Regions from separate parts of the Homo sapiens genome. Here all the other regions are linked to region 1. The links are chromatin loops, found by intact Hi-C in ENCODE. Cell type or tissue: endothelial cell of umbilical vein. All regions are shown on one strand. Region 1 overlaps CABLES1 (Cdk5 and Abl enzyme substrate 1). Region 2 overlaps CABLES1 (Cdk5 and Abl enzyme substrate 1). Region 3 overlaps SLC35D4 (solute carrier family 35 member D4). Region 4 overlaps SLC35D4 (solute carrier family 35 member D4). Region 5 overlaps SLC35D4 (solute carrier family 35 member D4). Region 6 overlaps CABLES1 (Cdk5 and Abl enzyme substrate 1). Region 7 overlaps SLC35D4 (solute carrier family 35 member D4).

Evidence for each region. A loop is a pair of places that touch in the nucleus more often than their neighbours do. Peaks named below come from ENCODE experiments on the same cell type or tissue, not always from the same donor. Only the 100,000 strongest peaks of a DNase experiment are listed, where the experiment ranks them.
Region 2: it touches region 1 in a loop (5-fold over the local background); 4 of 110 quality-filtered maps call a loop at or near these places.
Region 3: a loop joins it to region 1, with 5 times the contacts of the local background. A loop is called at or near these places in 8 of 110 quality-filtered maps.
Region 4: a loop joins it to region 1, with 10 times the contacts of the local background. A loop is called at or near these places in 6 of 110 quality-filtered maps.
Region 5: it touches region 1 in a loop (9-fold over the local background); 2 of 110 quality-filtered maps call a loop at or near these places.
Region 6: it touches region 1 in a loop (7-fold over the local background); 4 of 110 quality-filtered maps call a loop at or near these places.
Region 7: a loop joins it to region 1, with 4 times the contacts of the local background. A loop is called at or near these places in 4 of 110 quality-filtered maps.

The regions. Positions count from the first base shown.
Region 1 is chr18:23,258,721-23,262,720 of GRCh38, forward strand. CABLES1 (Cdk5 and Abl enzyme substrate 1) reads left to right here. Exons shown (of 10, transcript NM_001100619.3): 10 at 1-1,750. It also overlaps a transcript of SLC35D4 not described here. Among named protein-coding and RNA genes, the nearest start is that of CABLES1, 130 kb to the left of the region's middle. RefSeq lists enhancers at 579-1,242, 873-922. In endothelial cell of umbilical vein, no CTCF peak of the experiment used is centred here; DNase peaks (open chromatin) are centred at 351 and 1,661; H3K27ac peaks cover 2,614 bases.
Region 2 is chr18:23,190,506-23,194,505 of GRCh38, forward strand. CABLES1 (Cdk5 and Abl enzyme substrate 1) reads left to right here. Exons shown (of 10, transcript NM_001100619.3): 3 at 3,943-4,000. Among named protein-coding and RNA genes, the nearest start is that of CABLES1, 57 kb to the left of the region's middle. RefSeq lists a silencer at 3,746-3,946. In endothelial cell of umbilical vein, no CTCF peak of the experiment used is centred here; DNase peaks (open chromatin) are centred at 2,026 and 3,876; H3K27ac peaks cover 1,872 bases.
Region 3 is chr18:23,309,910-23,313,909 of GRCh38, forward strand. The region is part of intron 13 of SLC35D4 (solute carrier family 35 member D4); the gene reads right to left. Among named protein-coding and RNA genes, the nearest start is that of SLC35D4, 130 kb to the right of the region's middle. In endothelial cell of umbilical vein, no CTCF peak of the experiment used is centred here; a DNase peak (open chromatin) is centred at 2,022; H3K27ac peaks cover 1,997 bases.
Region 4 is chr18:23,377,018-23,381,017 of GRCh38, forward strand. SLC35D4 (solute carrier family 35 member D4) reads right to left here. Exons shown (of 15, transcript NM_032933.6): 6 at 629-654. Among named protein-coding and RNA genes, the nearest start is that of SLC35D4, 59 kb to the right of the region's middle. RefSeq lists an enhancer at 1,137-1,266. In endothelial cell of umbilical vein, a CTCF peak has its summit at 2,007 (motif pointing left); DNase peaks (open chromatin) are centred at 854, 1,974, 3,194 and 3,304; H3K27ac peaks cover 3,767 bases.
Region 5 is chr18:23,399,992-23,403,991 of GRCh38, forward strand. The region is part of intron 3 of SLC35D4 (solute carrier family 35 member D4); the gene reads right to left. Among named protein-coding and RNA genes, the nearest start is that of SLC35D4, 36 kb to the right of the region's middle. In endothelial cell of umbilical vein, no CTCF peak of the experiment used is centred here; a DNase peak (open chromatin) is centred at 1,650; H3K27ac peaks cover 2,096 bases.
Region 6 is chr18:23,178,382-23,182,381 of GRCh38, forward strand. All of the region lies in intron 1 of CABLES1 (Cdk5 and Abl enzyme substrate 1), which reads left to right. Among named protein-coding and RNA genes, the nearest start is that of CABLES1, 45 kb to the left of the region's middle. RefSeq lists a silencer at 2,256-2,305. In endothelial cell of umbilical vein, no CTCF peak of the experiment used is centred here; a DNase peak (open chromatin) is centred at 1,960; H3K27ac peaks cover 1,770 bases.
Region 7 is chr18:23,333,846-23,337,845 of GRCh38, forward strand. All of the region lies in intron 13 of SLC35D4 (solute carrier family 35 member D4), which reads right to left. Among named protein-coding and RNA genes, the nearest start is that of SLC35D4, 100 kb to the right of the region's middle. In endothelial cell of umbilical vein, no CTCF peak of the experiment used is centred here; a DNase peak (open chromatin) is centred at 2,426.

The DNA of each region.
Region 1 (4,000 bases):
GCGCACACTGATTCTAGTGAGGTCACAGATTCGGAGCTTCACACACCAGCCCAGAGAAAGGGCGATGGAACCGAACCGAGGGTCTGCAGCTTTCGTTAGCAGAGCTGTCAGATTCTTGACAGTCTTGGAGGATGGAGAAATTCAAGCAGCAGCTGGTGAGGGCCAAAACAGAATACTTGGCTTCTTCAGAATCTTAGATTGCACTGAGTTTAGTCCTAAATATTTTGCTAACAAATTTCCTTGGCCAGAATCAGTTGTAAGACAGTGATTTGGGTGGTGGGGGGAGGGAGGAGGGAGAGGATATGATTAATGTGGTCTCTTTGGCTGATCGAAAGCTAGATCAACTGGTACTTAGGGCACTTGCTGTTTATAAAGCAAAATTGAGAAAATATTCAAGGTGCCTCCATCGCCTGAACTACAAAATGCCCTTGGCCTTCCTCACATGGGGTCTGTCACCTTGCATCTCTGATAAGCCATCCACCTTCCTGGTCAGTGCCTACAGGGGGAGAGCCTTTCTGAGAAGCAGGTCCTGTGGTATCTGAGAATGGTCTAGAGAGCTCCCCACTGCCCATCTGCCCCCGAATTTCCTGCCAAGCTCTGGGGAGTGGGGTGGGGGGAGGGACGTCCGATGGATGACAGGCCGCCAGCCCAGACGTGGGGAGAGAAGCCTGAGTCCTTTCCTGTGTGATAAAATCAGGCTAATTTACTTGGATTTGGGGTGATTTGTTTGGTTTTTAGCATTTATGAGGTGAGCCCATGAAGTTAGTGGTCCATTACTTTTTAAAGATGCATTTTCATTTTAAACTGTCTCCTGGCCTGTGGATTTGTGGAATGGACAGTTTTGTGGGTTTTAATTTATTTGTGAGGAGTCGGGGCTGAGAAGGCATTTTATCAGGAGGTCTCCTTTTGCACGTCCATGACATGAGCTTTTCGGAGGCAAAGGAAGTGGAGGAGGGTGAGAGATGCAGGTCACTGCCAGAGGCACCTCTGTGACACGGAACATTCCAGACACGTCGCAGCCTTGGGCTTCGGCGAGGAGGAAGTCTGAGCCTGTGAAGCGAGAAGGCCAGGCAGTAGACTGGCTCTGAGGTTTTGCCCTTTGACCTCCTCCACAGAGGGCAGCTTCAGCCCCTTGTAAGCCCTGCCCCCTCTCAGGACTGCCCTGAGGCCTCTCCAGTCCTCCCCACACTCAGAGATCTGTGGGGAAGCTCCGCCCAGCCACACTCCTTGGGATAATACTAGCCGGTTCTGCCTGATTCCTTTTCCCCCGGAGCCAGCCTAGGGGGCCCGGGACTCCTCTAGTGAGCCTTGACTGTTAGGTAAGAGACAGGAAGCAGACAAGCCAAGAGGTTGCTGCAGCTGCCCCCAGGAGGAAACGGGCAGCAGGGAGTGTGGCCCAGCCCCCACTGTACCCCTCCAGGGGCCCGAGCCCTTGCCAGCCCAATGACACCTTGAAGTCACCACTTTTCCTTTCTTGCCCGCTAATAAAACCTATTTAAACAGGAAATTCATACCAAATGCAAATGGGTTTTGTTTTCCTTGGCATTTTGTTGTTCCGATCACAGATTTCCCTGCCAGGGTGTCTGTGGTTATCAGCTGCAGGCTCAGCTTGGGGCGGCCGCTTCACACAAGCCACTCTGTACCACGTGCCCTACCTTAGTGACGGGAGTAAGGAGCTTCCTTCCCCTCCATGTCATTCCTTCCTGTTCCCTTCATTCCCCAACAGCAAATAAAACTGTTGAATGCTCTGGCTGCTGAGTTCTTTATCTCTCACTCAGACGTTTCCGGCTTAGTGCTGAACAGCTGGCCCCTTGCCCTCCCCAGCCCTGGCTGCCTCCCGTGACTCCTGAGAGCCTGAAGCCTTTCTGCCCTGCTGCAAGCTTAAGTGGGTGGGGTGGGGGGAGGCTGGAGAATGAAGTGCATTTGAGCCAGGTGGTTTTGTTACCTGTTCAGCAACAAAAGACATCTTTCAAATCAAGGGGGATTTTTGGGGTTGGGGATGGGGGCGCGCCCTGACGTCACCTCCCCGGGGCTGTTGGCACAGTTGGGTAAGCACAGTGCTGAGGGCCAGCAAGAGCAGGGAGTAAACTGAGTGTAAATCTGGAATCACATCACCAACACCAATGTCAATAAAAAGCAGCTTCCAGTCATGCAGCTGCAAAGCAAAGCTGAGATTCAAAGCTGGAAAAGAAGAAAAATGGCAGGTGAAGGGGAAAGGTCCTCTTGCCACCTGCACACAGCCCAGCGGAAGGGACCCAGGCCAGGATGGGAAGGGGTGCTATCTAAGAGCCCCCACCCCATAAAGGGCCCTTTAGACTTCGAAATAGGTAGTCCAGAAAGGCTGCAAACCTAAGACTGGCAAAACCACAAAGAAATGCCTCGCGAGTACTGTGCTTCCTCACACACAGACTTCTTGACTTCAGATGACACATCATCTATACAACATCAATACACCTAGTACGGCTAGGTGTGGTGGCTTACACCTGTAGTCCCAGCTACTCAGGAAGCTAAGACAGAAGGATCACTTGATCCCAGGAGTTCAAGGCTGCAGTGAGCTAGGATCATTCCACCTTATTCCAGTCTGGGCAACAGAGCAAGACCATGTCTCTATTTTGTTTTTTAAGGGCTGGGTGGGGCAGGCACAGTGGCTCACACCTGTAATCCCAGCACTCTGGGAGGCCGAGGTGGGTGGATTGCTTGACACCAGCCTGGGCAACATGGCAAAACCCTGTCTCTACTGAAAATACAAAAAATTAACTGGGCATGGTGGTACACGCCTGTAGTCCCAGCTAGTTGGGAGGCTGAGGTGGGAGAATCACCAGAGTCCAGGAGGTCAAGGCTGCAGTGATCACACCACTGCACTCCAGCCTGGGTGAAGGGAGCAAGACCCTGTCTCAGAAAAAAAAGAAAAAAGTACATCTAACCTACTAAACATCACAGCTTAACCTTTCCTACCTCAAATACACTCAGAACACTTTTGTACAGTATTTGATAAATTACATGAGATAGTCAACACCTTCTTACAAAATAGGCTTTATGTGAGATGATTCAGCCTAGCATCTCCAAGGGGTATCATACAGCACATGGCTAGCCTGGTAAGGATCAAAATTCAAAGTACATTTATACGGAATGCTTTTGCACCATCATAAAGTTGACAGTTGTGCAAGTCAAACCATCATAAGCTGGGGCTTCCATATGCCATCTCTCACCACCATCTTGCCACTAAGAGCACGGCCCAAGGATCAGCAGCATTCACATCACCTACAGGCTTATTAAAGATGCAGAATCTACATCTTACCATTCCTCCTTGGTGATTTGTATGCCTGTTAAAGTCTGAGAGGCACCATTCCTCCGTATTAGCATAGGACATAAAACTGTCTAGGAAAGAGAAAGGTATAGAGAAAAATCTAAATTTTTTTCTTTAATACCAAAAAGAATAGTGCCAGCTTCAGAGGTTGTTTTGACATGTGTTTACCTAGCTGCTTCATCTAACAATTTTTTGGGTGCACAAGGCCAAAAAGATGTAAACTGGACTAAGCAACAGCTAACATATTGGTCCCAAGTACAGAGCTAACTTACAGTGCATCACAGCAGCTGCTGGTTAAGGACATTGCTCAGATGAGGCCTGGATCCCAGGTTCCCAGGGCTCACAGATACAGCGTTAGGATGGTGGCAAGTCAGGGTTCCCAACAGCACTGGAGCACAATTCTCTACTGTAGCTGGGGACTGTAGAGCTGTGACCTTGGGGACATCACAAATGGGCAGACCTCCAGTTTGCTTGGACTGACACTGATTGACGTCCACCTAGCGCTTATGAAATGTGTCTTCCACTGGGTTCTGTGGGCTTCCTGATGTCGGGCAGAGCCTGCTGGGGGCAGGTGCAAGGCACCCTTACCAGGTGCCGTGAGGCTGTTCTCCAGATGAGCCTCAATGTGGAAGCTTGAAAGGGAAGCTCCAGGGGAGAGACAGATTCCCCAGGTGGGCCCAGGGTTGGCCAAGG
Region 2 (4,000 bases), 68 kb before region 1:
TCGAGGAGAGGCTGGAGGAGGACGTGGGTTCTGCGTTCCTGGTTGGTGCGCTGTCACCCCTCTTCACGGAATCCACCCAGACTGGTCCTCAGCCTTGTGGTAGCACAAATGAATGCAGTAAAAATGCTTGTTGGCCTCAACTGTGACTTGTACCAGCGTTCACAGAATACTGCACTGAACCTCAAATCTTGTTATTATAAAATTCTAAGAATGTCAGAAATCAGAAGAGTTTTAGAAATCAAGTGTTTATTCCACTAAAGGACCTTTTTTTGATTTAAAAAAGTTCTCAGCCGGGTGCAGTGGCTCACACCTATCATCCTAGCACTTGGGGAGGTGGAGGCAGGAAGATTGCTTAGTCTAGGAGTTCAAGACCAGCCTGGGCAATGTAGTGAGACCCCCATGTCTACAATCAATCAGTCAACACAAAAATACATAAATAAATAAGGTTCTCATATTGGCTGGGCACGGTGGCTCACACCTGTAACCCCAGCACTTTGAGAGGTTGAGGCAGAGGGGTTGCTTGAGGTTAGGAGTTTGAGATCATCCTGGGCAATGTAGTGAGACCCCATCTCTACAAAAAAAAAAAAAAAAAAAAATTAACCAGGCACATGGATGTGCACCTGTAGTTCCAGCTACTCAGGAGGCTGAGGCGACAGGATCGCTTGAACCCAGGAGTTCAAGACTTAAATGAGCTATGCTCAACACTGCACTCTAGCCTGGAGTTTCTTAAAAAAGAAAACTTAAAAAAAAGAGAACTTAAAAAGCATAACTGTTCTCATATTTACTTAGACATTCACTTATTCCTAGGAGTTATATTAGCATGATGTAGAAGAAGAGACATTAGTTTGAGAGCCTGGGAACCTGAGTTCTTAGCCTGACTCCAACTGGGTATGTAGCATTGTAAATTGACTTAGTGTCTCTGGGGCCTCAGTTTTCCCATCTATAAAATGGGAAGACCAATTGGCTGATCGCTGAAGCCTTCTCTGGTCTGTGAAATGGTAACACCAATAATGATGCTGAAGTATTTTGGGAACTGTGGGGGTGGAAGGCTATTAGCCCAACTTGCTTTTAAGCTTAGCAGAAGAACAAATGGCTCCAAGGAATCTATTAAACCTTTTGCATAATTAAGTATATCCTGTAATCAGTGCTAACAAGAAAGAGCTAATCTTTCATTAAATTAGTTTTTAATTTAATTCTATGCTAATTTAATTTTGCATCACTTAAAATGTATGTTTTTAAATGGATGTTTACACGCTGTTGCAGGCGGCTGTGAAATTAATTCATTCTTCGCTTAACCTGCCAACCTGAGCGCCCGGTATTCCAGTTCCTTGGCAATTGTTGCCAACGCCACAATTCTCTTAAAGCATTTCTTAGATTCCCTGGTGATTTGGTTGAATGCTTAAAAAAAAAAAAAAAAAAAAAAAAAAAAAAAAAAAGGCAACACAACAAACAGCTTGCTTAATGAAGGGCTAGATTAGTAAGGTGTATGTGCAGTTAGAATTGGGTGCTGATATGGAAATAAAACATCTTGTTAAGTTACCCTGTTAAAAGTCCTACTTTCCTCTAGCACATCGTGGTTTGTTAGTGGATTTCCTGTATCTACCTGTAACTCCAAGAACTGAGCATGCGTCATGAGAGGACTTGGACTGAGAAGTTTTGCACCTGCCTAGTGGTTACCTGGTGTCCAAAAATAAGGAGTTAAGCCGTCTCTACTAGTTGTCAAGAAAAACCTCTATTTGTTTGCAGCAAACGTGGCTGCCATCGGCACCTGCCCTGGTTTTCCAGACTGGGTGGATGGATGCTGGTGGCCGCAGCTGTTAAAGTGATCACAGCCTCAGCTCCTTCCTTTGCTGGTACAGACAGCCACCTGTGGCCCTTTTGTGGCTTTCCACTTCCAGAAGAAGGCTGAGGAATCTGGGGCCCCTCTTTCTGCAGAGAGCAACTCAGGCCATCCTTCGTCTGTGCTGGCGTCAGTCCCAGCTTCCTGCAGCTGGGAGGTGGGAGGAAGGAGCCAGAGTCTGCTGAGGTGGCAGGATCTGCGAGCCGCCTGAACCCGCACACTGTCTAGCTCTTGGCCTGCTGCCCTCAGATTGACTGGCCCAGGAAGCTCTGCTCCTGGGAAAGGAAGCCAGGGAAGTGGTATAAGGATGCTTCTGAACCCTTGGCCCTATCTAGAAACCACTTTATGCTTTCAGGGATTCTCCTCTTTCCAGTGACTCCATGTTTCAAGAACCTTCTTTGCGTGTGTGTGACAGGTGGGAACTTTGAGTGGCCTGCAGATTCGAGCAGTCATTCTGGAGGAAGAAATGAGGCTGTTTGGAGTTCTGGGTCTGCTCTCAGAGAGCAAAAGGCAGAGTGAGGCCCTATCTCCTTGAACCTTAGCCAATTAAATCTGGGTTTAGTGGCCCAGGCGCAGTGGCTCACACCTATAATCCCAGCACTTTGGGAGGCTGAGGTGGGAGGATTTTGGGGCTGCAGTGAGCTATGATGGCACCACTGCATTCCAGCCTGGGCGACAGAGCAAGGCCTTGTCTTTCTTTTTAAAAAATTAAAAAATCTGGGTTTGGAGGCCTAGAGTTGGGTGGGGGAGTGTCAATCCCAACCCCACTCTAACCCCTCCTGAAAGCCACAGGAAGCATCTACTAAATGTCCTCAAACAGGGTTCTGCAAGCCTTTAAAAGAATCTTTCTTTTTTTTTTTTTTCCAGACTGTGTCTCACTCTGTCACCCAGGCTGGAGCACAGTGGCACGATCTTGGCTCATTGCAACCTCGGCCTCCCGGGTTGAAGCGATTCTCCTGCCTCAGCCTCCTGAGTAGCTGGGATTACAGGCACCTGCCACCGCGCCAGGCTGATTTTTGTATTTTTAGTAGAGACGGGGTTTCACCATATTGGCCAGGCTGGTCTGGAACTCCTGACCTCAGTTGATCCACCCTCCTCGGCCTCCCAAAGTGCTGTGATTACAGGCGTGAGCCACCACGCCCCAGCCCAGAATCTTTCTTTAGAGTCAAGAATCAGGTCACAGGCACCCATGTCCCATGGCAGGAGCTGGCTCCTGTGGCCTAGGTCAGAAAGGTTTTTCGGTAGCAAAACCCAAAATCGAAAAGTCACAGCCCCTTTTATCTAGAATAAACTGAGACTCTTGTTTGTTGAGCATTTTGCTTTTCTGTCGTTGTGATTGTGGTTTTGTAACTTAAAATTTGCCAGGTGAAAACACTACACACAAATAAGGTCTCCTTGGCCTATGGTCTATTTTGCCAGTCCTATAGTACAGGCAAATGCTATATACTCCAGCAAAATAAAAATTTTAAAAAAACTTGAATCCAAGCCATTTTAGCTCAACAAATGTTTATTTAAAATTTATCTTAAAAACAAAACAAAACAAAAACAGCAACTAGTTGGGTCTCTGATTTCTCATTCAGTGTAAAGCTGTGACCTCCCAGGCATAGCAGGTCAAGTTGAAACTTAAGACAGCTGTCCAGGTAATTCAGGCCAAAATCTTGTTGCAGAAGAAAAATGATTCAGGCTTGTTTTTGAACTGAATTTTCCGATGTTTCCCTACCCCCTTTAAATGTACAGTTTTTGGTTCCCTTCCCCTTCGTTGATACAGCAGGATTCTTTTTAAGACAACAATAAAGAATAATGTCTTTGGAATCTGCATAGGTTTTTGTTTTTTTTAATGCAGGGGACAATATTCTTGATTAGTTGGCTTTTTAGAGACCCATGTAAAATAATAACAGTATTATCAAGAAGTTGTCTATTATTGGGCCTTTTTTAAGCTTCCTTGCTTCCAGCCGTGTTGTCTTCATTATCCTCGCGGACTCCTGCCTGCTTTGGGGTGACTCAAGCCATTTGTCTGGTCCTTCCTTCCTGTCTTTATGTGGAGACGTCTCAGCTGTCCAGCAGGCAACTGACTGTGTTTTTGAAATGACTTTATTTTTCAGATGTCGAACTCTCTCAGGTTCACCCAGACCAAAGAATTTTAAGAAGATTCATTTTATC
Region 3 (4,000 bases), 51 kb after region 1:
TGTACTTAGCGGTGCCTCTGAGCCAAGCATTTGGTGTAGAAAAGGCTAAGTCTTAGTCTGTTTTGGAGGTGAGAATGTTCAAAGAAGCATTTAACTTCCAAATTCTTCAAAAGGGAGGCGCACAGCCAAGGCCGCCCTCATCTCTCTCCAGGGAAGGGGTATATTAAGAAAACTCATTTCCATTTTGTCTCAGCAGTGCAGAACTCGTCTCCAAGGTCAGATGTGCTCATTAACCTGTTCTCGGATCCTCCAGATAAAAACTTATCTGTCACCCAGCCTTTGTCCAATGCACCATCTCTCCGTCCTCACCTAATGCTCCCATCTTTCTGATCCATGACACATTCTAAGAAACCAGGTGCATCCTGGGGAAAGGAGTGATTAAATCATTAATTAATTATTTGCAAATATCTAGAAGCCAGAGGAGAGGGAAGAGGTTACCTCCACATCTCTCAAGGCTGGAAATTCCAGAAAGGTGTCTCAGGAATGGCAGCCACAGGACTCAGACCCCAGAAGTGCCTCGAACCCCCCAGCACCAAGAGAGTGTGTGAACCAGTGGCCCCGCTCTGTCCACACTTGGAATGTCTGCTTAAGGAAAGATGTTTCTGGCTTCCAGTCTTCCACATCCTGCAGGTCAAAACAGCTTCCATGGGGAAGGTAAGCTTAAGAAACTGCTTTCTTGCAGTGAGAGGTGGGATGTAGGCCAGGTTGGGAGAGGTTCAGCTACCATCTCCCTCAAGGGGATTTCATGTGCTGTCTTGGAGGCCTCTTTGGGTCTCCAAGCTGGGAGCAAGGCAGCAGACAGACAAGCAGAAGGAAGGAGTATGTTTATGAACCTCATCGTCACGCATTACCATCTCAGAAAGAAGTCTGGAACTACAAATACAGAATTCTCATGATAGGATATAAACATGGTGAGATTTTGGAACTTTTCTTTGTAGTTAAGTCATTTGGTATCACTTTCTGCCTCGCTTTATTGATTTGTAGCAAAAACCTTGATTACAAAAAAAGACCTGGGTATTGTCCTCAGGGGCAATAAAGAAGTAGAAGCCCAGCCAGACAGACAATTACAAGAATACAAAGGATAGGGAAAGAGATTTCTCTAAGTGGAGACTAGTGGTGGCTTTTTCTCAAAGATCATATTGAATGACAACTTTTGAGCTGATGCGCATGATGAATGTCCCTCTTTTCTCTTCCCTTTTTTTTTTTTTTTGAGACAGGGTCTCGCTTTGTCGCCCAGGCTGGAGTGCAGTGGCGTGATCTCAGCTCACTGTAGCCTCGACCTCCCAGGACTCAAGCACTCCTCCCGAGTAGCTGGGCCTATAGGCATACACTGCCACACCCAGCTAATTTTTAATATTTGTTTGTAGAGACAACGTCTCACTTTGTTGCCCAGGCTGGTCTTGAACTCCTGGGCTCAAGCAATCCCACCCGCCTTGGCCTCCCAAAGTGCTGGAATTATAGGCGTGAGCCACCGTGCCTGGCCCTTCTTTTTTTTTTTTTTATTAACATTTAATTTAGGACTTCTGCATCTATGGTCATAAATGAAGTGGACTAAAATGTTATTACCTCTCAATGCAATTGTCTGGTCTTGGAAACAATGTTGTACTAACCACATAAGTGAGTTCATCAGCTTCTCTGCTTATTATCCTGCAACAGTTATAGATGATCTTGACTCTGAAAGTTACCCGTGACTTGAAGGCCCCTGGATCTAGATCTCCTAGCTGGGGGTGATCTTTAATAGCTATTAGCCTAATCAAGTCTTCTCTTTCTCATTGTTGCATATTTTCCATTTTCACTTTTCCTCAAAATGTATTTCATCTAGGTCTCCCAATTCATTAATATTTAGCTGTTTGAAGAAATATTTTACATTGTTTGTGCCTGTTTGATTACCTTCCTTTTTTGTAATGTTTCTCTTCATTCCCCCCACCCCCTTCATTAGTCTTGACTGAAGTTAACTATGTTGTTAGTCATTCTTTCCTTTTGCAACTTCTTAGACATGGCCTGGGACGGTGCCAATGGAGATGTATTTCTTGGACTTGCTGAGAAAGGCTCCATCCCACTGATGGATGTTGGCTGTGCTGGCAGCTCCGCATAATGGAACACTTCGCTTGATTTATAAAGGACCCAACTTGTCATTTCTATGTCCTCACCATTGTCTTTATTGTCCTTGCCTGTTTTTACCCGCTGTTCAAGGCCTTCTTTGATTGGCTTCTCTCCTTGTTCTCTGACTGCCTAACTCAGGTGACTTTCAGTCCAGCTGGTAAAAAGGGACAACTGCCCTGTCCCCCACCATACCCACAGCCTGGGATTTGTGCCTCTGCTCCTCCGTGAGCCTCTTTAGCTTAGGAGGAATCCTGTCTGCCGTGAGATAGATAGCTGGTCTGCTCATTCCTCTGAAATGCACCTTTTGCCAAAAAAAACACATCTTAAAAATTTTAAACCAGCCCTTACTTGAAAAGAAGGTTGGTTTAGCAGCCACTCCGGTGCCTTCGCCGTCTGCCACTTCCTGGAAATGTTTGTATAGTCTCCTGCCTTCTCCTGAGTCACCTTTCCAAAATTCAAAATTCTCAAGTTTTATCACCTAAGGAACAAGTGTGCTGCTGCCTGAGACCCTTTATCTTATTTCTGTAGAGAATGTAGACTGAAGTTGTTTGCACCGTGGGACAACTGTGGGGTTGGACGGGCCCATTTTTAATCTATTCGGTACAGGCAAGACTCCTCTGAAAGGATGATGTGTTCTCTCCCCAGCACGTGGTTTCTACGTGCGTGATGCCCCACTACTGTCCTATTAATCAGTGATCTGTTTACAAGCCTATCTCCCCTCTCTGCATTGTGAACTCTTAAGGTCAAAGACTTGGAAGCCATCCCAGGACCAAGGTCAGTGCCGCAGAGCCTGGCTCAGTCACATTCGACAAAGGGTGGAAAGAACCTGAGCCAACCGGGCGCGGTGGCTCATGCCTGTAATCCCAGCACTTTGGGAGGCCAAGACGGGCGGATCACGAGGTCAGGAGATCAAGACCATCCTGGCTAACATGGTGAAACCCCGTCTCTACTAAAAATACAAAAAATTAGCCAGGCGTGATGGCGGGCGCCTGCAGTCCCAGCTACTAGGGAGGCTGAGGCAGGAGAATCGCTGGAACCCGGGAGAGGGAGCATGCAGTGAGCCGAGATCACGCCACTGCACTCCAGCCTATGTGACAGAGCGAGACTACATCTCAAAAAAAAAAAAAAAAAAAAAAAAAAAAAAAGAACCTGAGCCTCTGATCCTCCCTGGAGGGCACATGAACATGCAACAGGCTTGGTACTGGCTTCCTTTTTGCTCACTTGGAAAGTCAGCACAGGGGAAGAGGCTCCTCATGTGCTTGAAAGCTTAAAATTTGCTCTGAGACATGTAGGAACATGTAGTGTCAGCACACAAAACAAAATCTTTTATCATTAAGCCCAAAACAAGCATTTAAAAGCAAAGGGGTAAAATAGGGAAAAGAAAAAAAAAAAGGAGCCCCCTGTGACTCTGGAGCACTTGGAGGCTTACAAAGGAATGCACTGGTGTGAGTGTGTGACAAGAAGCAAAACTTTAATTCCTGACTTCCAGCTCCTGGGTGACAAGGTCATCCAGGATGATCAGTAATTCTACTAAAAACACACAGGTGTGAAATCTACCCAGTTTTCACTTCCTGCCTAGCCCTTGAAGAGCATCATTGCCACCTCCCCATCATTTGCTGAGCACTAGTTGTGGGAATGCATTGCTTTTCCCATTTGTACCAGGGGCTTCCTGAGTGATCCACCTGGTGGTGGGACCTAGAGCACAGGGCCCCCAGGTATTAGCACTGAGGATGGAACCACTGAAGCTGCCTCTTCGCTCCCCTCCTCTCTCACTGCACCCCAACCACCCAAGGCCACACAGTCCACTGAGTGGAACCTTGCTTTGGTCCTGACTCTCAAGCCACACCAGTCTCCCTCTTTGTGCTCCACACTTGACTCTGATCTCCAACCCAGGGAA
Region 4 (4,000 bases), 120 kb after region 1:
ATCTATCAAAGCACCTCTGTTGGTTTTCTGTCTCCAGGACTGAGCTGCTTGGCCTGCAGAGGAAGCGGGAAGCAGTCAGATGCAAGGCACCCAGGTTAGAATTCAAATGCTGCAGGCACCGGGGTCTGCATGACAGGACGGCCCAGTTTACGCTGTAGCTGAGGAAACTGAGGCAAAGAGGACGAGGAAAGCTGCCCACAATCACCCTGCTATGGCCCAGGACTGCAGTTCAGATCCCAGGACTTCCAGGCTGGTGCTTTTTCCACCACGGAAAATATTAAAGACTAAATAAACTACAAACATTACTTTTAAATTTTTAAGTCATTTCCATGTTTTTCATTTTCATTCTCCATCAGTATTACACAACTGTTAGTAAAGTTTTGGGCATCAATGACTGAAATCTAGCACAGGTTGGTTCTGGTGTTTTCTCTTTTGGAATAAAATATTTCAGAAAGAAAAGAAAAACACAAGAAATTTTAGACTAAGACACAAATTAGGGATATATGAATGTTTATAATAAATTCTTCTGCCACCTCTTAGAGTATGAATCTTGAACAGTTTATCATTCAAGTTAAAAATAGGTTAAATCTTATATTATGGCTTTTTGGGGGGAGGGCAGTAAACTTACCTACAGATCTTTGCAGGAGATGTTTTCTGCATAAAAGTAAAGAAACATACAATTAGACTTTTAAAACTTTTTAAATTCCTCTTAAAAGGAAACATTTTGATCAAGAGGCAAATAAATTATGAGTAGATTTATCAAGAGCTTAACAGCTTGCTGCACTTTAGTATTTATTGAGGCTTTTTCTGCTTGGGCCAAATGAAGGATGACTCAGAATTCCAGAGTTGAGTCACTTCAGCAAAGTACTTTCACCATTAGAATGATGTTTACTCGTGAAAGATAAAATGACGCTGGGGCTGTGTCTTCAAAAATCTTACATGCTAAGAAGAGGAGAGAGAAAGAAATAGATGTAACCTGTATTTTAAAAAGCAATTAAGCTCTTGTTCTATCTATCCATTTATCTATCTATCTAGTATCACTCTGTTGCCCTGGCTGGAGTGCAATGACATGGTCACTGCAGCCTCAAACTCCTGGGCTCAAGCAATCCTCCCACCTCAGCCTCCTGAGTAGCTAGGACTACAGGCATGAGCCACCATGTATGGCTACTCTTTCTTTCTTTCTTTTTTTTTTTTTCATTTTTGTAGCAGCAGGATCTCACTATGTTGCTCAGTGGTATTGAATTCCTGGCCTCAAGCGATTCTCCTGCCTCAGCCTCCTAAAGCACTGGGATTACAGGCGTGAGCCACTGCACCCAACCTCAACTTCTATTTTAGTTCTGTCTCTTTAAATATTCCATTCACTAATCCAGCTGACTCAGAGCAGTCCTATAAACTATCTGGTGTGATATGAAAATTAAAAAACAGAAAAAAGGAGAAGGGACATTTTACTCCATCCCGAGAGACAAGGGAAAAAAAGGCAGACTGGAGGAATATAAACTTGGCATTTAAATTACCTGTAATGAAGACATTCTGATTTGGACTCACCCTTATAATTCCTTTTGATGAGTCAGTTTAATGAAATCAGACTTTTGTACTGAGAACTCATTTGTACATGTTAGCAGAGAGTAACATGTTAGCAGAGGGTGACACAGATTTTTCTTCTATATTTGATAGAGGAAATGAACAGGTACAATTAAACTTTTGATTAATTCTAAACATTTCAGAAGGATTATTCTGCTAGCTGGGAACAAACTACAATTTTTGATGCTAGTTCAGGCAGTGTGAAGTATGAACATATTGTTTAGACGTGAAGCGCTGACAAGAGAAACATGTGGCTTACTACAAAGGCTACCTTAAGTTTTCATGTGTGCCTAAATAATAAAGTTTCCCCTGTTTTAATGAACAGATTCTATTTTTGCAACTTTAGACTCTAATCTTGATCTTTGTCCAACCCTGCCTCTGCAGAGCACAGGACGCGAGGCCAACCGTGCTGTACTGCCATCTGCTGGGAAGTTAGCCCTCAAGAGCTGAAAGGAGGAGGGCAAAGGTGATCTGGCTCACACCTGCGTAACTGCCCCCGGTATGATAAATGTGTTACTCAAAAATTCTTTTTTTTTTTTTTTTGAGCCAGAGTCTTGCTCTGTTGCCCAGGATGGAGTGCGGTGGCGTGATCTTGGCTCACTGCAACCTCTGCCTCCTGGGTTCAAGCGATTCTCCTGTCTCAGCCTCCCAAGTAGCTGGGATTACAGGTGTGTGCCACCATGCCCAGCTAATTTTTGTATTTTTAGTAGAGATGGGGTTTCACCATGTTGGCCAGGCTGGTCTTGAACTCATGGCCTCAAGTGATCTGCCTGCCTTTGCCCCCCAAAGTGTTGGGATTACTGGCTTGAACCACCATGCCCAGCAGTTACTCAAAATAGAGCTAAATGTAACCAAAACCTCAACAGCCTAGTGTAAGAGCAGAAATTGAGAGGAGGGACTAAAGGGATGCTCTTCCACTTCTGTGAATAGCATGTTCACCCAGTAACTTCCAGGGCTAATGTTTCAGGCCAAAAGAAAAGGCCCCTTCCATGGAGGGGAGTAAAAGAGCACACAGATCCTGGGATACAGAGAGTAAAAACAGGCAATATGTTCATTACTTAGCTCCATCTCCCAGGGCTCTGGATATGACTGAGTTCATGGCAGTCATTTTCCTTTTCAGGATACTCAGTCCAAAATAACCTAGCAACAAGTCCTACTGAGGTCTCAGGGTTCTAAATGGGTTATTATAACTCCTCAAAAGTCATGCTGCCAAAGGGCTAGGGGTGGTGGCTCATGCCTGTAATCCCAGCACTTGGGGAGGCCGAGGAGGGCAGATCACTTGAGGTCAGGTGTTCAAGACCAGCCTGGACAACATGGCGAAACCCCGTCTCTACTAAAAATATCAAAAATTAGCCAGGTGTGGTGGCGCACACCTGTAATCTCAGCTACTCGGGAGGCTGAGGCAGGAGAATCGCTTAGAACCGGGAGGCGGAGATTGCAGTGAACTGAGATCACGCCACCGCACTCCAGCCTGGGCGACAGGGTGAGGCGGTCTCAAAAACAAAACAAAAAAAAGAAGTCATGCTGCCAAAATTAACAATAAATAGCTGACATTCCTCTGGGTTAGCTAACTGAACTGTGAGGGCTACTCACACTGCCAGGTGCTGTTCTAAGGGCTCTGCATGTACTGAATCCTTTAATCATGGGGTAATTAACAGTCATTGGTTCTATGTTAGAGAGGAGAGCACTTGAGGCACTGAGGAATGAGGGAAGCTGCCCATCACCTGCCTGCCAGTCCTGCGGTGTCACCCCTGCTGGCACCCTTAGCCACCACTTGATGCTCCCTCTGCCTGCCTGACAAGGAGAGCCCTTTCTCCTTATCAAACTGGAAAGTCCCTTCCCATCCTGCCTGACTCAGCTCAAATCTATCCACCAGGGAAGCTTTCCTTGCTCCTCCCATGCCGAATTACTGGAGCTCACCCGCTGGCCCACCCATACCCTGTGCCAGCCCGAGTGTACAGGCCAGCCCCTCCATCCAACTCTGCGTTAAGGCTAAGAAATGCGTCTCCTACGTCTCTGCAGCTTTAGGCCTAGCAACATGTTTGACATTTCATAGGTACTTGATAAATCCTGAACAAATGAATAAACAAACAGGAGTATTCTAATATTAAACTATAATAAATAATTCTGCAAGGTAGTTAGATTAATTCCTCGAGCCACGTATTGCCTTACAGTCAAACTGTGTGTGTGTGTGTGTATGTGTGCATGAGTGTGTGTGTGTGTGCATGAATACACAAAGGCCTTGTTGTGGATGGTGAAAATGAACTCTACAGCTCCAGATAGTTTATTTTCATAATCTGAGAATGAAGTCACAAGGAGGTCAACTTTTACTCTCCAAAAATGATTCTAGTAAAATCTACACATAGTAGACAAAATAGCCCTCATGGTAACATTTAACAGTCTGTGAGGTGGCGTGCAA
Region 5 (4,000 bases), 140 kb after region 1:
ACTACAGATTATTAAAAATTGAAAAGGTTATTTACCCAGGCTACACCAAACAGCTCCGTGGAATCACAACAAAAAGAACCAGTTTCAAGGGATGAAATTGAAAAAAAGAATCCCAGAACTTCAGTTGGGTGGCCATAGGCTGGCTTTTTCAACCATTAACCTGGCATTGCTGGAATTCTGGTTCAGGGACCCTTTAAGGACTTCCGAAGGGTACATTTATTTTTCAATTGTAGCCACACCACGAACTGCTTTTCTCTTACAATTTAGAATCAAAATCCTAGTTCTCACACACAGTGCATATCACTGAGGTTGCAACCTGCTTCTCTCATCAGTTAGAAATGCATTTTATTGGCCGGGCATGGTGGCTCAGGCCTGTAATCCCAGCACTTTGGGAGGCTAAGACAGGTGGATCAGTTGAGGTCAGGAGTTCTAGACCAGCTTGGCCAACATGGTGAAACCCCGTCTCTACTAAAAATACAAAAGTTAGCCAGGCATGGTGGTGGCGAGCACCTATAATCCCAGCTACTCAGGAGGCCAAGGGAGGAGAATCACCTGAGCTCAGGAGGCAGAGGTTGCAGTGAGCCAAGATCACGCCACTGCAATCCAACCTGGGCGACAGAGCAAGACCTTGTCTCAAAAAAATAAAAAAAGAAGCATATTCAATCTACTAATTCAAGTTCCCAGAGTTATCCTAATAATGAATAAAAATAAATGAAACCATTCCAGCAGGATATAACATAATAATCCCAACTAACTCAATGAACTGATCTCCTGGAATGATGCCTGCTCAAGAAATGTTCTTTGTTAATTTTATTAGCATGGGCAAGCACTCCATCCAAGATCAGGTCTGATCTGTACAACTTCCTGGAGAACCTAGCATTTAAATGTTTCCAGTCTAGCAAGGGCCTTCAATCCTTACTTGCTGCATAAACTCATTGTGCAAATACTTACAGCAACTTACAAGGTGCTGAGAATTATCATTAATAGCAGCATCACAGGTAACATTTATTGAACACTTGCCACAAACCAAGCACTTTGCTGGTTTTTTCTTTTATATGTTTTAAATGTGTTATATGCTGCATTTTTTGTTTTAAATGTTTTATATACTGCATCTTTCTTAAAGTTGCACAATAATCTTATGAGGAAGGTATTTATTATTATTACCCTCATTGTACAGATGAGGAAACTGAGACAAAGAGTTTAGATAATTTGCCTGCGGTGAGAAGAGCTGGTAAATGGCAAAGCCAGAATTTGAATTGAGGTCTGTCTGGCTCCAAAGCCCTAGCTGTTAAACGCCCATTCATATTTTGCCTTCACGGACCTCATAATCTAATGGGAGACACTGACATACAAATAGATAAGCTGCAAACACTCAGATAATTGACCAAGCAGCCAATTATCTGAGGGATATTCTGTTACACTAGTCGTGCTGTAATAGATGTCAGCACCCCCAACCAAAAGATGAACAGAGAAAGGAAGATCCCATCCTCCATTGCAATGGATCAGGGGTGACATCAGTCAATTGCTATTCTTCTAGGAAGTGGCTTTTCCCACTTGACATTAAGCTCACATGAATCAAGGGAGGCAGGATACAGGCCCATGGCCTGTTGTGCACCAGAAGGAAGCACAGAGCACATACTGCAGGCAGGGCATTGAGGAGGAAGGAGGAGGTGCACTGGGTGAAACGGCAGCTGGCCTCACTGCGGGAGGCCCAGGACTTTGGAATGTAAGGTCAGCGAGGCCCCAGACATGTGTACTCCATGCCCTCTTAAAACAAAGAAAACTGCTGAGTTATATATTCCAAGAGGCATCAGGGTGTTTGAATGGCCATGGATGTGAGGAAAAGAAAACATGCCTAGGGAACACCTTGTATTTTAACCCTCCTACCCAAAAATACAAAGAAATAACTTTAACTAGAAAAGAGATACACAGGACTAGTAGGACCAAACAGACTTGTGGGAAGTGTTAGAGGACAGCGGAGTGAGCCTCTGGCTCCAGACGTGGGACCACCTCCCAGGCACAGGACCCCGGTGCTTGTGTTCTCCGAAGTCATCTCCCTCAGGGGCAACAGGGCCAAAGCAACACACACTCATGGCACTTCAGACACACAGGAGAGGCAGTGGACTGCAGAGCCACCATGCTGTCAGTGTGACGGCTGTCTTTCTCCACCACACACCAACCTAAGACCATAGCCGCTGCTAAGAATACATTTGAATCACTGGAAAAATGGCTGACAAAACAGGTGTGGGCAAGGCAAGTGTGAAGGGATAGGGCAAAAAGGAAAAAGAATTAAAAATCAAAGACTCTTGATTTATATTGTTTCAAAGTACCAAAGGCCTCATTCTACTTTAACCATGTATTTCAATGGAAAATCATAGAGTATATGCTAAGGGTAGTATATGCAAGAAACGGACACCAGTCAACAATCCACACACAAACGAAAAGCCTTACCACAAAATCAGCAAATTAATGCACATTTATATGTCTTTAATTAAAATAAATAGATTGTTTCAGCAAAAGATGATTCCCTAGGCCAGGTGCAGTAACTCACACCTATAATCCCAGCACTTTGGGAGGCCAAAATGGAAGGATAATTTGAGTCTGGGAGTTTCAGACCAGCCTGGGCAACACAGCAAGCCTGTCTCTACAAAAAATTTAAAAATTCAGCTGAGTGTGGTGGGTTGAGACTGTAATCTCAGCTACTTGGGAGGCTAAGGTGGGAGAATCGTTTGAGCCCAGGAGGTCAAGGCTGCAGTGAACCATGATCATGCCATTGCACTCCAGCCTGGGCAGCAGGGGTAAGACCTTGTCTTTTTAAAAAAATATAAAAATAGGCCAGGTGTGGTGACTCACGCCTGTAATCCCAGCACTTTGGGAGGCCGAGATGGGCAGATCACAAGGTCAGGAGTTCAAGACCAGCCTGGCCAATATGGGGAAACCCTGTCTCTTACTAAAAATACAAAAATTAGCTGGGTAAAGTGGTGGGTGCCTATAGTCCCAGCTACTCAGGAGGCTGAGGCAGGAGAATCACTTGGATCTGGGAGGTGGAGGTTGCAGTGAGCCAAGGTCGTGCCACTGCACTCTAGCCTGGGTGACAGAGTGAGACTCCATCTCAAAAAAATAAAAATAAAAATAAGATTCCCTGATTTATGTGACTTTCAATTAACCCACTAATTATCTGACTGACAGAGTCAGAAAAGGGAGCTCCTGTATATATTATTAATGTCTCCTCCACCCCTCAAATACACTGTGTCACATGGGTGGGAACCGTATGTGTTTTGTTCATATAAAATAAATGAAAACACTACATTGATAACTGTTATAAAGGAGACTAAAGGACCATGCTATACAATAAGGGAAACTGACCTAATCAGTGAGAATAGGGAAAGCTTCCCCATATACGTGACGTTTGAGAGGGAAATTCAAAGTTAAACTGGCTACAGGAGACAGGGTAGAACAGTGCAAGGGACACGACATTCCAGACATAAACACGGCATGTGCAAAGGCCCTGTGGCAAGAAGAAATTGGAGGAAGGCAAGTGTAGCTTGAGAAGATGGAGGAATAAACCCAGGGTAGGGAGCGAATAATATGGTCTAACTTGTATTTTGACAAGGTTGCTCTGGCTGTAGTACGGAGAACACGTTGGAACAGGGTTAGGGGTGGTGCATTAAGACAGGAAAAAGTTGAAAACGCTTGACTGGAGAAAATCATGAATTCAGTCTTGAAAATTATGAACTTGAGATGCTTTTGGGACACCCAAGCAGAGATATCAAGTAGGCAACTGGATCAAGGATCCTTTCCTGTCCTCTAGTGAGCAAGAATGCACTGTTAAGCATGTCTTACATTTGGTTTTACTGTATTTCCTTATCCTTCAGTTCTGAGAATAAAATATACAAGGCGGGCAGATCACGAGGTCAGGTGATCGAGAACATCCTGGCTAACATGGTGAAACCCCATCTCTCCTAAAAATACAAAAATTAGCTGGGCACGGTGGCTCATG
Region 6 (4,000 bases), 80 kb before region 1:
CCTGATGTCCTGATACCCTAAGGCTGTCCAGGGACCCTGGGCTGGCCGCCTGATGTCCTGATACCCTAAGGCTGTCCAGGGACCCTGGGCATGTACCTTCATGGCGGCCAGGTGTGCTGTGTCTGCTGCTGTGTTCTGACCTTCCCTCTAGACCCTTTGTCAAAAGAGTTTGAACTTGTTCCCAGGGGGTATCACTGGATCTTCAAGTAGGGACTGACATGAGGGAAAGAGTGTTTTTCAAGATTAGCAGGACAGCAGTGGGCAGGGTAGACTGGGAGATCTTTGGGGATGAATTTCTGGCCAGCTATTAAATCCTAGCAGCAGTTCCTGTCAGCTCTAAATAGCCCCATATACCAAGATAACCTCACACCTTGATTTTTCAGGATTTGGCAAGTCTGATGAGAGCCCTTGAAACAAAAGTAAACTCAGGCAAGCCAAGAGCCTTTTGTATTCTCTGTAAACATTTAGAGAGTCGCTTTCTTGACCCGCCTATGAAAATGTAGAAACAGACCTTATTTGAACAAGCTGATTGGCAACTCTAGTGTATTGATTTTAATTTGGTTTTTGCCTGATTCATCAGCTGGAGACTTTAAAACATAGCCAGATTCAAAACCAGTTTCTTGGCCGGGCGTGGTGGCTCACACCAGTAATCCCAACACTTTGGGAGGCCGAGGCGGGCCAATTGCCTGAAGCCAGGAGTTCGAGACCAGCCTGGCCAACACGGTGAAACCCTGTCTCTACTAAAAATACAAAAATTAGTCGGGTATTGTGGCGGGTCCCTGTAATCCCAGCTACTCAGGGGGCTGAGGCAGGAGAATCGCTTGAACCCAGGAAGCAGAGGTTGCAGTGAGCCGAGATCGCGCCACTGCACTCCACCCTGGGAGACAGAGACTCCGTCTAAAAAAATAAAGAAAAAACGGTTTCTTCCCATTGTGTCTAATTTAAAAAAATCTAACCATCCCTCCTTTTCTTAAAGATAATCCTGTCTTCCTTCCTTTACAAGAAAAATCCCAGTGACTCCCCCACCCCAGGGATTTTGAATTCCTTTGGTCTGTATTCTGGATATGGATCTGGCTTTCAGCGTGTTAGTTGAGGCTCGGGGAGGAGGTTTTCCTTCCAAGCCAGCTGTGTGCCCAGTGCTCAGAGGTATGGATGGCATCAGGCTGACTGGTCAAGACCAAATGCTCCTCCAGTCACCCCAGCCTGGTGACCTGGCCCGGCCAGTATGCCACTGTAGTGTCAGACTCTGTGGCTCTCCTCTTGGAGTTCCTCCAGGGTCTAACAAGCAGCTGCTGCCAGGTGAGCAGTAAGGGCCATGCTTACTTTCATCGGCACTTTTGCTGCTGGACAAAGCTTTAGATCCGTGGACAACAAAACAAAGCATGTGTCTAATGGATGTGTCCTCAGGCTGAAGGGAAGGCCGTTTTGCTTTAAGGGTCTGTGTATCTTCTGTTAAGAGGTAGCAGCTGACTTTTTTTTCTTCATCTGTGAACACGTGTACTAGGGTGAAACAGTTTTGTTTTGTTTTTGTTTTTATTTTTGTTTTTTGTTTTTTGAGACGGAGTCTCGCTCTGTTGCCCAGGCTGGAGTGCAGTGGCGCAATCTTGGCTCACTGCAAGCTCCGCCTCCCGGGTTCAGGCCATTCTCCTGCCTCAGCCTTCTGAGTAGCTGGGACTACAGGCGCCCGCCACCACGCCCGGCTAATTTTTTTTTTAATTTTTAGTAGAGACTGGGTTTCGCCGTGTTAGCCAGGATGGTCTCGATCTCCTGACCTCGTGATCCACCCGCCTCAGCCTCCCAAAGTGCTAGGATTACAGGCATGAGCCACCGCGCCTGGCCAACAGTTTGTTTTTTTTAAGTGAGCGCAGTCTGATTGGACTTCTGCTGGAGGAGCATCTGGAATCTTGGCATTGAAGTTTGCCAACTCACGAACAATGTTATCATCACTTATCTGATGAATGTGAGGAGCAGGCTGATGGTGCTGTGGCAGTCAACAGCTTAAGATGCTGCTAGGGAAATGAAGGAAATAACAATAGGGTGATGGAGGGGCATTTTCCTTTAAGAGAGCCTAGTATTTGAAAACCAGCATTTCACAAATGACATACACATGATAGTACAATTCTTGGGCTTATGTGTTTACTTATTTATTTGTAGAGACAGGGTCTCACTCTGTCACCCAGGCTAGAGTGCAGTAATGCGATCATAACTCATTGCAACCTCGACTTCCTGTGTTCAAGCGTGCCTCAGCCTCCTGAGTAGCTGAGACTGCCGGTGCATGCCACTAAGCGCAGCTGATTTTAATTCTTGGGTTTATATATAGTTTTTCATTTTAGGGCTCCTTTAAGTAGTAGGCTTCCATAGTCAAACAGTTACAAACTACAGATTTGTACCCTACTTTTTAGGACACCTTTTCTGCATGAGCTGAACACCATTTCAAGAGCAAAAGATTATGTCTGTGGTGGGGGGATGGAGGGATGCAAGAAGCAGGGGATGGAGGCTTCCGCCCAGAAAGTCAGAGATTCTGTAACAAAAAAGGGATTTTCTAGTTGCCTCAAGGGCCAACCCTGCTTTCTAGGCTAATATGCCCCAAGCCTTTTCTTGCTGGGTCCTGATTGGGCTCCTTGAGGCTTGGTGACTAAGTCGGTAAAGGAGGCTAGAACATGTAGGTTCCCAGAGTCTATAAGGTTGAAGTGGGACTTCTTGCTGTCCAGCCCTGACTCCTTACCCATAACCTCCTTGTCCTGGGGCATTGGGAAGCTGAGGAGGATTTCTGGACTCTGTTGACCAGACTGGGAATGCATGTATTAAAGAAAGCGGCCCTAGGCCAGCCGCGGTGTAATCCCAGCTCACGCCTGTAATCCCAGCACTTTGGGAGGCCTCGGCGGGTGGATCACCTGAGGTCAGGTGTTCAGGACCAGACTGGCCAACATGGTGAAACCCCATCTCTACTAAAAGTACAAAAAAATTAGCCGGATGTGGTGGTATGCGCCTGTAGTCCCAGCTACTTGGGAGGCTGAGGCAGGAGAATTGCTTGAACCCGGGAGGTAGAGGTTGTGGTAAGCCAAGATCACACCATTGCACTCCAGCCTGGGCAACAAGAGCAAAGCTTCGTCTCAAAAAAAAAAAAAAAAAAAAAAAAAAAAAAAGATGCCCACTAATAATTGTGTATAGAAAAGCATTGAATGGAAGGTCAGAAGGTCAGGTGCTCTCTGGGAAAAGTCCAGGAATACCCACCTACCTGGTGAGGGGAATTTGTTCCTGTATTCAGCCAGCCATGATTGAGTACCTGCTGTTGGCCAAGCATGGTCCCTTCCTAGGAACACACAGGCTGTGACAGCATGGCCCCTCCCAAGCAGCTCACTTCTAGGGTGTTTCCATTTTGTTTGGGAGAGGGAGGTTGGTGAGTGAGAGAAAGACATAAGTACCAAAGCAAATAATGACAAGCTTTTGGGTGTCTTGTGACTGTGTTAATAAGTTGTTTCTATGCTTGGGGTTTATTTGGTCATAATAACTGTCTGGACAGATGTGAAGTAATCATGACCTCAGCTCCTTCCTCACCTGTGTACTTGAGGTATCCAAGACACTCTCACCTCTTCCACACCTGTGAAGAAGCAACTGTGCCATCCAGTGGCCCAGCGTGCAGCCAGGAAGGGGGGTACACCCATGGGGAACACTAGAGCCATTAAGGAAATTGCCTTTTTTGTGAGTAGAGAGGTGGTTGGCCCAGGTATTTACCCAAGTCGTTTTCTGCTCTCAGAGCTCATGTTTTGCTCTCAGAGAACACAGAACTGGTTCTTCACACCCATGTAATGTGCATATATTATACATATCATCCACCTGTTTATACTTGAAAGCCTTTTGGTCTTTTGCGGGCCTCAGTGCTCCAGGCTAACTAGCTCTCTTTCTTCTTGCTTGTTGAACCTTAAAAGTTCCTCATTCAAGGATAAAGGAGACCACCTATTATCTGGAGGTTGGTTATGATCATTTCCATCCCAAGTTT
Region 7 (4,000 bases), 75 kb after region 1:
AGGACTAACCTGAGACTTGAAAATAATGGCTCCTAATTCCATTTGGACTACAAATTTTGGAAGTACTGTAAAAATCACCAACTCTTTTGCAATTCAAATTATGCCTCTGGGTGCTCTGCTAGGTGCTGGGGATGTAACCCTGAGTAGGATGTGCCCTGCCTTCCTTGGGCTCACAGGCTGATAGAGCAGGTGGATTGCTGGGAAGTATAGTTACCTGATTATTATTATTTTTCTGTTTTCCTTTACTTTTCTTCTCCTGAAGGGGAGAAAAGGGAAAGTGGTGGGCATTTGATATATCAAATATTGACTAATCACCTACTATATTCAAGGCCAACCATAACCATGCCAGAAAATTGTGCGGAAAACACATAAAGCCCTAAGTAGGGAATAATGGCCTGAGGGTGAGGCAGGAAAGAAATAAGACAGAATTCTTCTTGGACACAGATGCAACCCTGGGCCTGCTCCTTGTGCAGCAATCCCCACCCCACACCACCCCAGAGCTCACACAAGAAGACTGACATGGAAATGTGGCCAGGGAGACCCTGTTCCCCACACAATCCTCCCCTTCAACCCTTCTCCTGTCAAACTGCACAGAAACAACCAAAATTACAAATTCAGTCTCATGGCTAGTTGTATTTATGTGATACAAAGCAATTAGCTGTTGACTTAAAAACTTTTCTTGTTGCATACTTGACTAACTGGCTATTTTGGAGTCCTATAAACAAGCACAATTTGCTCGTACTTCACTGTCTGGCCTTAAAATCAGACACAGTCTACTTATACATAAACAAAACAACACCAAACATCTTTATCTAAAGAACGACCAGGTTAGCGCAAAGTGCCACCATAGAGTGAAGAAGGGGAAAAGGGGCCGGCCGGGCACGGTGGCTCATGACTGTAATTCCAGCATTTTGTGGGGCCCAGGCAGGCGGATCACTTGAGGTCGGACGGGTTCGAGACCAGCCTGGCCAACATGGTAAAACCCCATCTCTACTAAAAAAAATACAAAAATTAACTGGGCTTGGTGGCACGGGCCTGTAGTCCCAGCTACTCAGCAGGCAGAGGCAGGAGAATTGCTTGAACTGGGAGGCAGAGATTGCAGTGAGCTGAGATCGCGCCACTGCACTCCAGCCTGAGCGACAGAGCGAGACTCTGTCTCAAAAAAAAAAAGAAAGCAAGCAAGCAAGAAGGAGAAAAAGCAAATTTGGACTACTTTTTGTAAGAGAGGAGAGCAATTTTAAGCAGGAAAAAAATGGGTGAATAACTACACTTTATACAAATTCCACTTTTGGGGATAGAACAGGAAAACAAGTCTGAGGAGGCATCCGGGTACCAGGCCACCAAGATGTCTCTAAGGCACAATGTAACAGACAGTTATTTTCACAAAATTGTACCAAGTAAATATCTGCTAAAATTCTTCCAAATTTACATGTCATGCCTTTCTATCATTGATGCATCCAAACTTAGCTTTCCCATAAAAAAGTCTACTCCTTCAAATTTCCCAAGAGCTGCTTCATCTAGGTCTGCTTTGACTATGGCAGTCACTCTGCTGACACAGGCCATAGGTCCTGGCCATTGTCCGCCCTCTGGTTGGGGCACCAGCAGAACTTACTGTGCTCTTTGCTAACTACCCTATGTTCAGCCACACCTTAGGGAACTTAGTTTTAGGGATACACACAGAGGGTCTTTAAAAAGAAAACCGAACCCCTATAGAATAAATGGCACAAAGAAAGGAAGGAATGGGTATATCACAGGAAAATGGGGCAATGAAGTTACTTTACGAGATATATGCAGAATTCCACCTTTCTCTGTTTCTGACAGGAGTGCAAAGGTGTGCAGAATAAAATCAGTTTTTGAGTGAGTACTCACCCCACACTCATTTATTGGACACCATACTACAATAAACCAAGCACACATCAATTCATCCCCTAGAGGAGGCCGTGCAAATATTCCCAATTAACTGGCCTTTATGTTGCAAAAACGACTTTCATTTTTTAAAAAATTATCTGGGACACTAACGGCACCCATAAAAACCTTAGAGTCAGGAAGTTTACAGAAAGTAAGGACATCTCCCCAGTAAATGAACAAATGATAAATGAGCGAATTCATTCAAGTCAGAAGTTGTGAAACAGAATTGTTATCCTATTTTTGCAACACAGAAGATTGTGATGATCAAAGGCATTAAAAATAGCTCGGAAAAAATGAAGACAACATAACTGGAAATTAAAAAAAAAAACAAGAACCTTACTCAAAACAGCAAAATGTCCACTCATAGCACTCATTTCTCTATGAATTATTTTGACAATAGGAAATGGAATTTAAAAATTTTTCCTGAATCCAAAACTGTATTTCCCCTCCCACGTTCCCTGCAGGAAAACCTTGTTCATAAACAAACAACTCCCAGATAACTAACTTCTTGGCTGGCTGTTTCCATGCGAATGGCAGCTCCCAAACTTGCCACTTCATGTTCCTGTCGCCTCATCAGTGATGTCATGGAAAGACATCAGACATGCTGTTATTATTGCCGAGCGAGAGTCTGCAAAGGAAATTATGCTGCTGCCTCTAGGTTTTAATTTTCCATGAAAAATTATTCTTATTGCCATAGCCGCTGAGACAGTGAAAAAGAAAAATGATTTAATTAGGGAACAGCCATAATTAGATTTTTTAAGCATGGTCTTTCAATATAAAAGTTACATTACAGTACAGCTTCATGTGGTTTAACAATGTATTTTCATCAGACCCTTCCAGAACATATGAAGGTGTTGAATAACAACTGAAGGAAGAAAAGGAATGCTAAACTGCTATAAGAAAGTTATATCTGAAATGAGCTTCGAAACGTGATGGGAAGGAGGAGTGAGGTGTCCTCAGCAGCTAAGATGGGAAGAACCTCAAATAGTGAACTGGGGAGAGGAGCCCCCTCTTCTGTGATTACCGTTCACCATCCAGGTGGTGGAGAAAGACAGTAACAGGCTCCCCACCCAAGAGATAGTGGGAATCAGGATGATAATGCAAGGATGACTAGAAAGAAAGAAATAACAGCAGTAATAGAATACAAAGTAGAAAAATGAAGAGAACCAACTCTGTTCAGCATAGACTTGACCTAGTGAGAGCAAAGTGTGATGGGCTTTGTAAACATACTTCTATGATTTCCCCTGTAGTGTGTGTGTGTGTGTGTGTGTGTGTGTACCAGAAATTGAACCTATAAGAACTATGATTACAGACTATGAGAGATTTGTTTACTTGTCACCTCCTCAGAAGTTCAAGGTATGAGTCAATGTTAAGCCTTGAAACTTCCCTACAAATGTATCTCAAAAAATTAGTGAAGGGTAAAAAATTACATTATTTAGGCCGGGCGCGGTGGCTCACGCCTGTAATCCCAGCACTTTGGGAGGCCGAGGCAGGCGGATCACAAGGTCAGGAGATTGAGACCATCCTGGCTAACATGGTGAAACCCCCTCTCTACTAAAAATACAAAAAAAATTAGCTGGGCATGGTGGCGGGCACCTGTAGTCCCAGCTACCTGGGAGGCTGAGGCAGGAAAATGGTGTGAACCCAGGAGGCGGAACTTGCAGTGAGCTGAGATCATGCCACTGCACTCCAGTCTGGGCGACAGAGCAAGACTCCGTCTCAAAAAAAAAAAAAAATTACATTATTTAGAAGTCATGAAATCTGTGTGATTATTCCACGTTAAAAAAAAATTCATCTTTTTCTCTTAATTCCACCAGAAACATCGAGAGTTTTACCAATGGTCTTGGAGATATTCTAAAATTCTGAACATGGAATCTTAATAACATCTGTTGATAACACTTTCATGAGTTCATCGTATATTTCAAACAGGTTTAATTTTGTCTAGTAAAGTGACATAACCAAGACTCCTTCTTAGTTCAATATTGTGGCAATAGATCAAGACACATGTCAATGTCAACATGTCACTGAAGAAAGAAAGACATTAGGCCTTGCTATTACTTTCACCCAAGCTCCTGAAACCTGGAAAAATAGC